3 separate regions of the Homo sapiens genome follow, and all the other regions are linked to region 2. Evidence: chromatin contacts called from ENCODE Hi-C or POLR2A ChIA-PET data. All regions are on one chromosome and are shown on one strand. The core of a region is the stretch at or near the end of the contact, and the rest is flanking DNA. Distances in the headings are between cores, read along the strand shown. Region 1 holds the start of C19orf12 (chromosome 19 open reading frame 12). Region 2 holds the start of VSTM2B (V-set and transmembrane domain containing 2B). Region 3 holds the start of PLEKHF1 (pleckstrin homology and FYVE domain containing 1).

Region 1 (3,266 bases), core at 767-3,266, 190 kb before region 2:
GACCCCACGGCACGCCTTGCTCACTGTGCAGGAGGCCGCAGTTGCCTTTAGGAGCATGAGGCACTGTGTGCTCCATCTCTGGGGTTCAGAGTGTGCGGTCATGTTATGCCTGCATTCGTATCAGAATGAGGCCCAGGAGGCTGATGGGTTGCAGATTTGCATGCAATGGCGCGATCTCGGCTCACTGCAACCTCCATCTGCCGGGTCCAAGCGGTTCTCCTGCCTCAACCTCCCGAGTAGCTGGGACTACAGGCTTGCACCAACCATGTCTGGCTCATTTTTCCATGTTTAGTGGAGATGGGGTTTCACCATGTTGCCCAGGCTGGTCTCAAAGTCCTGGCCTCAGGTGATCTGCCCGCCTCGGCCTCCCAAAGTGCTGGGATTACAGGTGTGAGCCACCGCGCTGGGCTGCATGAACCTCTTACATGCTTGCCTTCTCTGGAGGGCCTGGACTTTGAAGCTTCTTTCACTCCCAGCATCTTTCCCTACACAGGCCCTCTTCCCCACTATCTCTGGGGGAGGAGTCTGCAGGCCAGTTCTGCAATGTGCCGCCAGAGGGAGCTGCCCGCAGAGAAACGGGAGCGCCACACTCAGGCCCCAGGAAGGCAGCAAGCTGAGTTCCCCTGGCCTCAGTTCACTTTCCCTCTTGAAAGTCACCCAAACTCAAGCAAAAGCTCCGATTCAGGAATAAATGGGGTTGTTTTATCCCAGCCAAGGCCTGGGGAAGCTTGGTATTAAGAGCGTTTGTTCCATTCTTTTAAAAATGGAAAAGGGTCCGTCCTCTGGGTGCCCATGGCACCCTGGAAAGCAGGCAGAGTGCTGGTCACAGGCGGAGACTTTGAGATACCGAGACCGAGGCTGGAGTTTGGGCCCTGAAACTTTCTAACCAGGATGGCCTTGGGCAGAGCAGCCTGTGTTTAGAGCTTCCCATCTGTAATATAGCAGTGACAACCATGCCTGCTTTGCAGGGTTCCTGTTAGGATTAATTCTCTATAGAGCCCCCCAGAAGCCACTTTTGGATTTGAGATGGTTCAAGGCCAGACCTTGCATGACAAGAGTAGGGACAGCTTTCCACAGGCCTCAATAAAGTAGTATTCCCAGGCAGTTCTGCAACCCCAGCCTCATGCCCTTTGCACCTTCCTAAGAGGCTGCCTTGCCTCAGCTTTGGTCCCCATCCAAGACTCCTAAGAGCAAAGCCAGTTCTTTTCCTTTTTTTTCTTTCTTTAAGAGACGGTCTCACTCTGTCACCCAGGTTGAAGTGCAGTGGTGGGATCATAGTTCACTGCAGCCTCGAACTCCTGGGCTCAAGCAATCCTCCCGCTTCAGCCTCCCAAAATGCTGTAGGTCACAGGTATGACTCACCCACCCGGCCTAATTTTTATTATTATTTGTAGAGATGGGATGTCACTGTGTTGCCCACGCTCGAACTGCTGGGCTCAAGCAATCCTCCCTCCTCAGCCTCACTGGCAGCTGGGATTACGAGTCCCACCCAACCTGCTTCTCCTTTTGCAACCCCCAGACCCAGAGGCTCCAGAGCAGGCTCTGGAACAGAGGAAATCTGGCTCCGGCCCACACATTCACCAAATACTGACGCAGCACCCTTGACCTCCAGATGCCCCTGTGCTCTCTTCTGTGCCCAGGCTGCGGGGAGAGAGGGGTCCTCCAGGCCAAAGGGAGGGAGGTCTCCGGGAGGTCCCCGCGGTCCTGGAGGCAGGTGCGCGGGGCCCGGATGTGATCATGCGTGCGCGTGGGAGAAAGGCAGGGCTGGGCCTGCGGGAGCGCGGCCTTGCGGTTCCCAGGACTCTTCTCCGGGCGCCTCGTCTCCTTACGCCACCCGCAACCCAAGCCAGGGCCCCGGTGACAGCGGCGGGGTGGGCCAGGACCGGGGAGGGGGTGCCCAGCAGCGACCCCCGGCTCCCCCTAAGGCCGGGCGCAGCTCGGAGCCAGGAGCTGGCCCGGCGCGTGGCTTCCCGGAAGGCCCGGCGCAGCCGGAAGGTGGGACGGAGGGCGGGGCCAGCGCCGGGGCCGCCACCAAGGCCTGCGCGACCCTCCGCGGGGCTGGGGAGCTGGGCGGGGAGCCCGGGGCCTGCCAGGCCCGGGCTGCAGCCGCGTCTGATCGCCGAGCGCGCCGCGTAGACCTCCGCTCCCCCAGGTAAAGGAGCGCCCGGAGCCGGGGCGGGGCGCCTCCCAGGCCGCGCCCCGCGAGAGGAGGGGGCACCCCAAGAGCAGGCCTGGAGACCCGGGAGTGCCTTGGGGAGAGGGTCCCCGCCCTGCCGGGAGCCCGGCCCTCCCGGTGCCGGGGTGGACACTGTTAGTGTAGTCATTGTCCCTATGGAGAAACTGAGGCATGGAGAGGCTGAAGTCACACAAGTAAGCAGCAGAGCTGGGACTAGAGTCCCGGGCCCTGGCTCGCTGTCACCCAGGAGTGGCGTAGGCATGGGTGTGGTGGGTGGGGGTGGGGTGCGGGTGGTGGATGTGGTGGGAGTGGGTGAGGTTGGGTGGGGTGGGGATGTGGGTTTGGCGGGGGTGGGGTGCGGAATGTGATGGGTAGGGGTGGGGTAGAGTGGGGGTGGCTGGTGGGGCAGGGGCGGGGCTGGGGGTGGGGTGCTAGGTATTATAAATGTGAAGCGGATCCTGACAGGACACCTGTGGGGCAGCGGAGCTGGGCTGAGCCATATGGGAAGAAAATCTGGGCGCTAGTTTAGATTTGGTCAGGAAGGGTCGTTAATGCTTTAGGAGGTGAGATTAGTTTTGGGGATGGCAGGTAGTTTGTTGAGCTTTTGTTTAGACAGTCTTGCTCTGTTGTCCAGGCTGGAGTGCAATGGCGCGATCTCGGCTCACTGCAACCTCCACCTCCCTCGTTCAAGCAATTCCCCTGCCTCAGCCTCCCTAGTAGCTGGGATTACAGGCGACACCACCAAGCCTGGCTAATTTTTTTGTATTTTTAGTAGAGACGGAGTTTCACCATATCGGCCAGGCTAATCTCAAACTCCTGACCTTGCGATCCACCTGCCTCAGCCTTCTGCAATGCTGGGATTACAGACGTGAGCCACCCCGACCAATTTTTGTATTTTTTAGTAGAGACGGGGTTTCACCATCTTGGAATAGCACCTGTAGTTCCAGCTACTCGGGAGGCCGAGGCGGAAGAATTGCTTGAGGCCAGTTCCCGACCAGCCTAGGCAACACAGGGAGACTGCGTTTCTGGAAAAAACAACAACAACACCAGCAACAACAAAAAGCAGGAAGGAAGGGGAGAGGGAAAGAGA
Region 2 (3,189 bases), core at 603-3,102:
GAGGGCTGGAGGTCCTGCCGGCTTTCCGGTACTCGGTTTTCTGGTGGCCTCTGGAACGCAGCCGTGGGAGCCCTGGGGTCCTCAAAGTGGCAGAGGGCGGGGAGAGCCTGATGGGACCAAGGGGGCTTCCTTCACTACCCAGCACCCATCAGAGGGCCGCAGCCAGCGAGCACGAGCAAGCGACCAGGCTGAGGTGTGGCTCTTTAGGGGCTGGGCGTGAATGGAGTTCTGGGAGGTGGTGGGAACAGCGATGCTGTCAAAATAATTGACAGGTTTGGGGGTAACCACTGCTGACTTTGAAGATGCTTTGGGATGCGAAGGTGGAAGATGGGCTGCGCCACAGGGCGGCGCCCTGCGCGAGTGAAGCCCGCTGCTTCCCTCCCTGGGTTAGCCTTCGCCGCCCCGGGCGCGAGCCGGGCGCGCGCCGGTACCGCGTGGGCGGCGGGTTACCTTGCTCCGGGCGCCCGGCACGCTGAGCGCCAGCTCGTGCAGCAGCTCCCGGGGTGGCTCCTTGAGGTACCACCACTGAATCTCCAGCGAATACGAGGTGGCTCCGCTGGCCCGGAACGCGCAGGGCATTTCGATGTCGTCTCCCTCCCGTACTGTCACATCTTTGGGGACTTCTGTGAATGCAGCTGGGGGTGGGGAGAGAGAGAGAGGCGTGACCAGCTGTAGGTCGGGGGCCTGGGGCAACCTAAAGCGAGGCAGTCGGTCTCTGGCTGGCTGGCCTTGTGCCCCCCACCCCGCAGCTGCTCCCTGGCGCACGGCCGGAGGGGCTAGCAAAGTTCGGGGAAGCGGCTGCAGGGCCGAGGCAGGGACCGGCCATCGGCTGCCTACTGCTTCCCTCCGGATGGGGCGGGGCGGCAGGGGCGACTCGTGCTTCTCCCCCGCCCCTGGCCGCACCGCCAGAGCCTGGCTGGGGCGCGCCTACTCCCGCTCCCCGCAGGCATCCTTTCCGCAGCCGGGGCCCCGGCGGGACTGGGAACGACTCGGGCGCGGCGCTGCTGCTGCGGCGACCCTTCGCCGCTCGCCTCTCCCTACCCCTCCGGGCCCAGGCTGCACAGCGGGATTGCTGGAGACCGCGAAGCTTCCCGGTTCGTTCTCTTTCTTCTTCTTCTCGGTGGCGGCCCCAGCAAAGACCCCCCCGAGTCCACAGCGGCAGCAAAGTTCCCGCGCTCACCGTCGGCCACGAAGAGCAGCAGGGCATGCAGCAGCAGAGGCGGCAGGTATCCGAGGGCACCGAGCCGGTTCCGCTGTTCCATCTCCCGCGGGGGGCGCGGTGGCGGCGGGGGCCCGGGAGCGGAGAGGCGGCGGCCGCGTGGGCTCGGATCGGCTCCGGCTCGGGCTAGGACGCCTCCGAGCCTGCCATGGCCCCGCGCGGCGCCCCCTCCCCTGGCCGCCGGCGGCCGCCAATCAGCCCCGCTCCCTCGCCGGCTTGCCCGGTGCGGCTCCGGCGGGGGGCGCTGCGCGGGGTGTGCAGGAGACGCGGTCCCACCGGGAGGCTGCTGGCGATCGGTCAGTGCCTCTCTCTGTCCGGTCGTCCACAGGACGGTGGGGATCCGCGGTTCAGTCTCTGCCCGGCGGGCCGGGCAGGGGCTGGGCCGCGCCGGGACCCATCCCTGGCCGAGGGAGTGCGTGCCACGGAGCCGCGAGCTTCTGCCTCCCTGTCTCCTTCTGGTTCTGCTCCCGATTGCCACCTCCTTCGGCTCCCGCAGCCGCCCCCGCCGGTTCCTCCGCGGCTCTTTCCGCAGGGCGAGTGGGCGCTCAGCCGCGGCGCGCAGACCTGGCGTCCGACCCAGCGCAGCGCGGGGAGAGCGGGTCCGGCGTGGCGGACCCGGAGCCGGAGAGAGGCGGGGAGAGGGGGAGGGGAGGGGAAGGGAGGGGGCGGTCAGTGGCTGGGCGCCAAGCCGCCTCCACCGCTGCATCGCCCCCGCCCTCCCCTCTCCTGCCACAGCCCGCCCCGCCCCCGCCCCAGAGCGCTCCCCCTCTCTCCTCGGGGGTCGCTCGGAGGGACCACCGTCTTTCTGGTTGGAGTACAGCCCCGCCCCGCACCCGCTTGGGTTGGGAGTCCTCCCACCCAAACTCTCCCTGGCTTCTTCCCAGTCTGCACGGCTCGAGACGGCCGCTCATCCCTGCTCCCCGTGTGTCCCTCGGTCCTCTCTGCAGCTCCCAGCCCTCAACTCCTTACCCCAGTTTGGGCAACCAGCTGCCCCGCTGTTTGGCCCAGGCCTGGGCCATGACGGATGGGTGGGCGCCCGGGGCCGCGAGAAGGGCGGAACGCTGTGCCCAGCCGGAGACTACGCTGGGTGGCGGCGGCAGCGCCGGGAGTCTGCAGTGCGCGAGGGAGAAGTGAGCGCACAGCGCCCAGCGAGCAGGTGCCTGCGGCGCGGAGAGCGCACACGCTAGCCAGCCCGCAGCGGCCGTGAGTGACGGCAGGGGCGGCGGGGGTGGGGTGGGGTGGGGAGCGCCGGGCACGACTCAGGGCCCGGGAGGTTTCCGGGAGGGGGCGGGGTTCCTGCCCCTGGATCGCGGGTCCCTGTGTCTCCACGCGCTCTTCGCCGGTCGTGGCCCCTTCTTTGCCCGGTGCAAAGCGAGATGCCGAGGCGGCAGGAAGCCGGAACCCATCCCCCGCCTGCTCTGGCGTACTCGGCATCCCGGTACCTCCCCCAGCCTTCACCCGGAGTCTGCTCCCTCCCCAGCCATCTGAGGGAGCGCGGTCTGGTCCCCGAAGGCAAATGCGGGGTGGACATGTGGTTCGGACGCAGCGCGTAGTCATAGTCATAGGGGCGAGTCCTAAGGCTCGCCTTGGGTCTCTCCTATCTCCTTCCCCCGGGAGTCCCCAGCTAGTGCGTTTCGGCACCTCTGCCCCTACCCCGGCCCCTACGCCTCAGCTCTGACCTCAGGTTGGGGTGGGGCAGCCCGGTGGATTCACGTGCCTGCTTCCCCGGCTACCAGCCTCCCGGAGGCACCGCCAGAGGATTCCCTGGGAGCCAAGGAGAAGGAAACCCAGAGGGAAAACACTCTCCAGCAGCCACCCTGGTCCAGGCGGCCAGCGCAGCACAGCTCAGAGGGGAGGAGCTGCAGGCCCTCTCCAAGGCTGTCCTCGCCAGCGGGTGCCCGGGGCCAGCCCTTCTTGCCTCCAGTGCCTGCCTTTCAGTTTCCTCGTCTATGGCCCAGGAGTCACTCCCA
Region 3 (2,859 bases), core at 135-2,634, 140 kb before region 2:
AAGTGCCGCCGACTGAGCACTTAGAGCTCACCAGGCACAAAGTTAAGCATATTACGTTCATTATTTCACTTAATCCTCACAAAAGCCCCCTTGGGGAAGGTACTTCCACCACATCAAAGTCACTGCCCAAGGTCCCTGCTGAGTGATCAGGAAGCTCGGCTCCAAAATAACCATGAGCTGTGGAAAGCTGCACTCAACCAGAGACCAAATCAGAACTCCAGAAGTCAGAGTCCAGCGGGTGTTGCCTGCGCTCCAAATGCCTGATGCCCACCCCATCCCGAGCAGGTCCGTCAGCTTGGCTGGGCTGTCCCACCCTCCAGGCCACACTGGCCAATCCCCCTTCCTTCCTCGGGGTGGGCTGGGTTGGGCAGGTCCCCTAGTTCACCCAGGGCTGCCTGGCCTGTGTTTTGGCAGCCCGGAGGGCTGACGTGTGCAGGGACGCAGGCCGAAGTCAGAGAGTCATCTCAGCTCACAACAGACTCCAGTGGGAACGACGCTGTGCAGAGGGACGATCCCAGCGCATTAGGGGACTACCTCCCCACCTCCTTGGCCTCTGACCCTCTCTGGCCAGGAGATACCAGAGGTGTTCAAATTCCAAAGGAGTGCTCCCCTTGGGCTGCAGAGATCAAGTTTCAGCGTGGCTCGGAACCTCTCTGCTTTCCCACCTGCAAAGAGGCTGACCACACCTCTGCCCTACACGGCCCGCCAGGTGTTGGGGAAACGAGAAAGGAGGGAGATTCCAGGCCGCCTCTCTCTGCGGGCCTGCTCAATAGTTTCCTCTCTGAGATGGGAGCAGTGCCCGACCCTGTTTCCCTTGGCAGCTCCCACCAAGAATCACAAACTCAACTGCTCCAGAGGAACTGGGACCCCAGCGCCCCCCGCCGCGCCCCTGCCCAGGGGGACAGTGGTCCCATCCAGGCCTCCAGACTGCAGACTGGGGCTGAGAAGAGAGGTCCCGGCGGCCACACGAGGCCAGGATCCCGGAAACACCACCAGCGACCGGGTGCGCTGAGACCCCTGCAGTCCCGGGTGGCCCGCGACCCCCTTACCTCCACCAGCTTACATCTGCGCGTTTCCCCGGGGATTCCGCCTCGGACGCTCTGACCCCTGACCGCTCTCCCCAGGCTCCCTGCAGGTTCACCCCGCAAGCCGCCCAGGAGCGCCCTTCCCAGGCCTCTTCTTGGGCTGGAGTCAGCGGCACTGCGCCCCGCCGGCCCAGGAGCCGCCAAGACCGCGCGGCGGGAGAGAGCTCGCTTGTCCGGGGGTGGTGATGGGAGACTCGCCTCATGCGCCTGCCCCGCGACCCGCAGCCCGGCCGGGGGACGGTGGGGGGACTCACCTTCTGCGCCGGCCCCGCGCCCAGCCCTCGAGTCCACACCGCAGTAGCCCGGGTCCCCGCCCGCTCCGCCCGGGTCCCGGCCAGCTCCGCCGGACACGCCCCCGCGGTGGCTCGGCCAATCGGAGCCCGGGAAGCGGGAGGGGCGGGGCTTGGGCGCGGCGCTCGGAGGGCGCCCGAGCTTGTGCGCGCTGCAGGTCCGGGGCTGGGCGGGACTGTCGCCCGTGTTTGACCCCCTGGCCCCGCCCGGCTTCCCTTTCCGCTCGCCGCTGCCCCACGCGGAGCGCGACTGCCGTCACCCGGTGGGACTGCGACCCTGGCCTTGGGCAGGGGTGGGGTGGGGGCGCCCGCGACTGCGAGACCTGCGGGACTTGGCGGGGAAAGGGGCAGTGGGAGGCTTGTGCCTTCTGGTGCCTCCGGCGGGCCTCACAGCACAGTCACCCTCAGCGGTCAATAATCGTAATATGAAAATGCAGCAGCACTTTATAACCTTTTTTTTTTTTTGAGACGGTGTCTCCCTCTGTCGCCCAGGCTGGAGTGCAATGGCGCGGTCACGGCTCACTGCAGCCTGCACAGAAATCATCCTGACCCCAGGAGAATTAGCCCACCAGGACCGGCTAGTTTTTGTATTTTTGTACAGACGGAGGTCTCACTATGTTGCCCAGGCTGGTCTCGAACCCCTTAGCTCAAGCCATCCTCTCGCCTTGACCTCCTAAAGTGCTGGGATTTCAGTAGTGAGCCACCGCACCTGGCCTATTTTAAGCTTTTTATAGTGGAAAATTTCAAACTGAAGGAAAGAGAATAGTCCAGGGGACCCTGGTGCCCGTCACCCAGGTCCAACACTAGCAGCAAGTTATGTCACCCCTGACTCAACCGCACCTGAGCCTCCTGTGCGGCTCAGAAGGAAATTCCCAGGCCTCAGTGCCCGGAGGCCTTCCTGGCCCTCCCTGGCCTCCTCCCCACAGGTCCTCTCAAATGGGCTTCTTCCTGTTCCTTAAAGCCTCAGGCCTTTGCTTCTACCTCCATCAGACCTCAAACTGTCACCTCCTCAGGGAGGCTGCCCTGGCCACCCAAAGCGGTTCCCTGTCTCCACCCCATCTCCCTCCACAGTCACCCGTGTTTGTAATTTTGCAAAGCATCTCCCAACCCAGAGTCCTCTCCTGAGGCCGCTCGTGGGATTCAGGGCTGCCTACCAGGCTGTGGCTTCTGTGGAATGCTCATAAACAAGTCATGCTGGTGGCTTGCCTCCCACCCAGGCTGTGAGCCCCACGGGCTAGACAGTAATTTCTTCTCGTGTTCAGACAGGACTTTCTTCTGGTTCACCCCTGCATACCGAGTGCTGAGAACGGGCAGCGCATAGGAGGAACGCAGTCCCTACCTGTCACATAGATGCAGGTTGTCTTGCCAAATAGAACTCCACCTGGGCACCCTGAGAGGGGTGGCTCAGGCCGGGGCAGGCCTGCTGGGCCAGGACCAGGTGAGAGGGGAGCAGCGGGGGGAGGGCTGATGGGCTGTAGGGCTGT

Evidence for each region. A loop is a pair of places that touch in the nucleus more often than their neighbours do. ChIA-PET counts read pairs that join two places held with the same protein, here RNA polymerase II (POLR2A). Pooled maps may share reads with other maps.
Region 1: a loop to region 2 is called in a map of chondrocyte, with 3 times the contacts of the local background. The contact joins the promoter of C19orf12 here to the promoter of VSTM2B in region 2. A Hi-C loop is called at or near these places in 4 of 168 maps with a recorded cell type or tissue (K562, chondrocyte, dorsolateral prefrontal cortex and 1 more), 6 of 37 single-sample maps with no recorded cell type and 9 of 50 pooled maps. POLR2A ChIA-PET finds 5 or more read pairs at or near these places in 1 of 52 experiments (H1).
Region 3: a loop to region 2 is called in a map with no recorded cell type, with 10 times the contacts of the local background. The contact joins the promoter of PLEKHF1 here to the promoter of VSTM2B in region 2. A Hi-C loop is called at or near these places in 1 of 37 single-sample maps with no recorded cell type and 7 of 50 pooled maps. POLR2A ChIA-PET finds 5 or more read pairs at or near these places in 3 of 52 experiments (K562, OCI-LY7 and WTC11).

The regions. Positions count from the first base shown.
Region 1 is chr19:29,714,011-29,717,276 of GRCh38, reverse strand. It overlaps C19orf12 (chromosome 19 open reading frame 12), which reads left to right and starts at 2,016. Exons shown (of 3, transcript NM_031448.6): 1 at 2,016-2,152. RefSeq lists enhancers at 657-876, 1,422-1,521 and a silencer at 1,692-2,481.
Region 2 is chr19:29,524,657-29,527,845 of GRCh38, reverse strand. It overlaps VSTM2B (V-set and transmembrane domain containing 2B), which reads right to left and starts at 1,852. Exons shown (of 5, transcript NM_001146339.2): 1 at 1,181-1,852; 2 at 451-635. The coding sequence starts at 1,262. It overlaps VSTM2B-DT (VSTM2B divergent transcript), which reads left to right and starts at 2,096. Exons shown (of 10, transcript NR_040029.2): 1 at 2,096-2,422. All of the region lies in intron 1 of LOC124904683 (a long non-coding RNA gene), which reads left to right.
Region 3 is chr19:29,663,986-29,666,844 of GRCh38, reverse strand. PLEKHF1 (pleckstrin homology and FYVE domain containing 1) reads right to left here and starts at 1,384. Exons shown (of 2, transcript NM_024310.5): 1 at 1,340-1,384. It overlaps LOC105372353 (a long non-coding RNA gene), which reads left to right and starts at 1,590. Exons shown (of 7, transcript XR_935896.3): 1 at 1,590-1,638; 2 at 2,638-2,813. RefSeq lists enhancers at 277-326, 947-1,066, 518-1,071, 1,072-1,625 and a silencer at 1,147-1,816.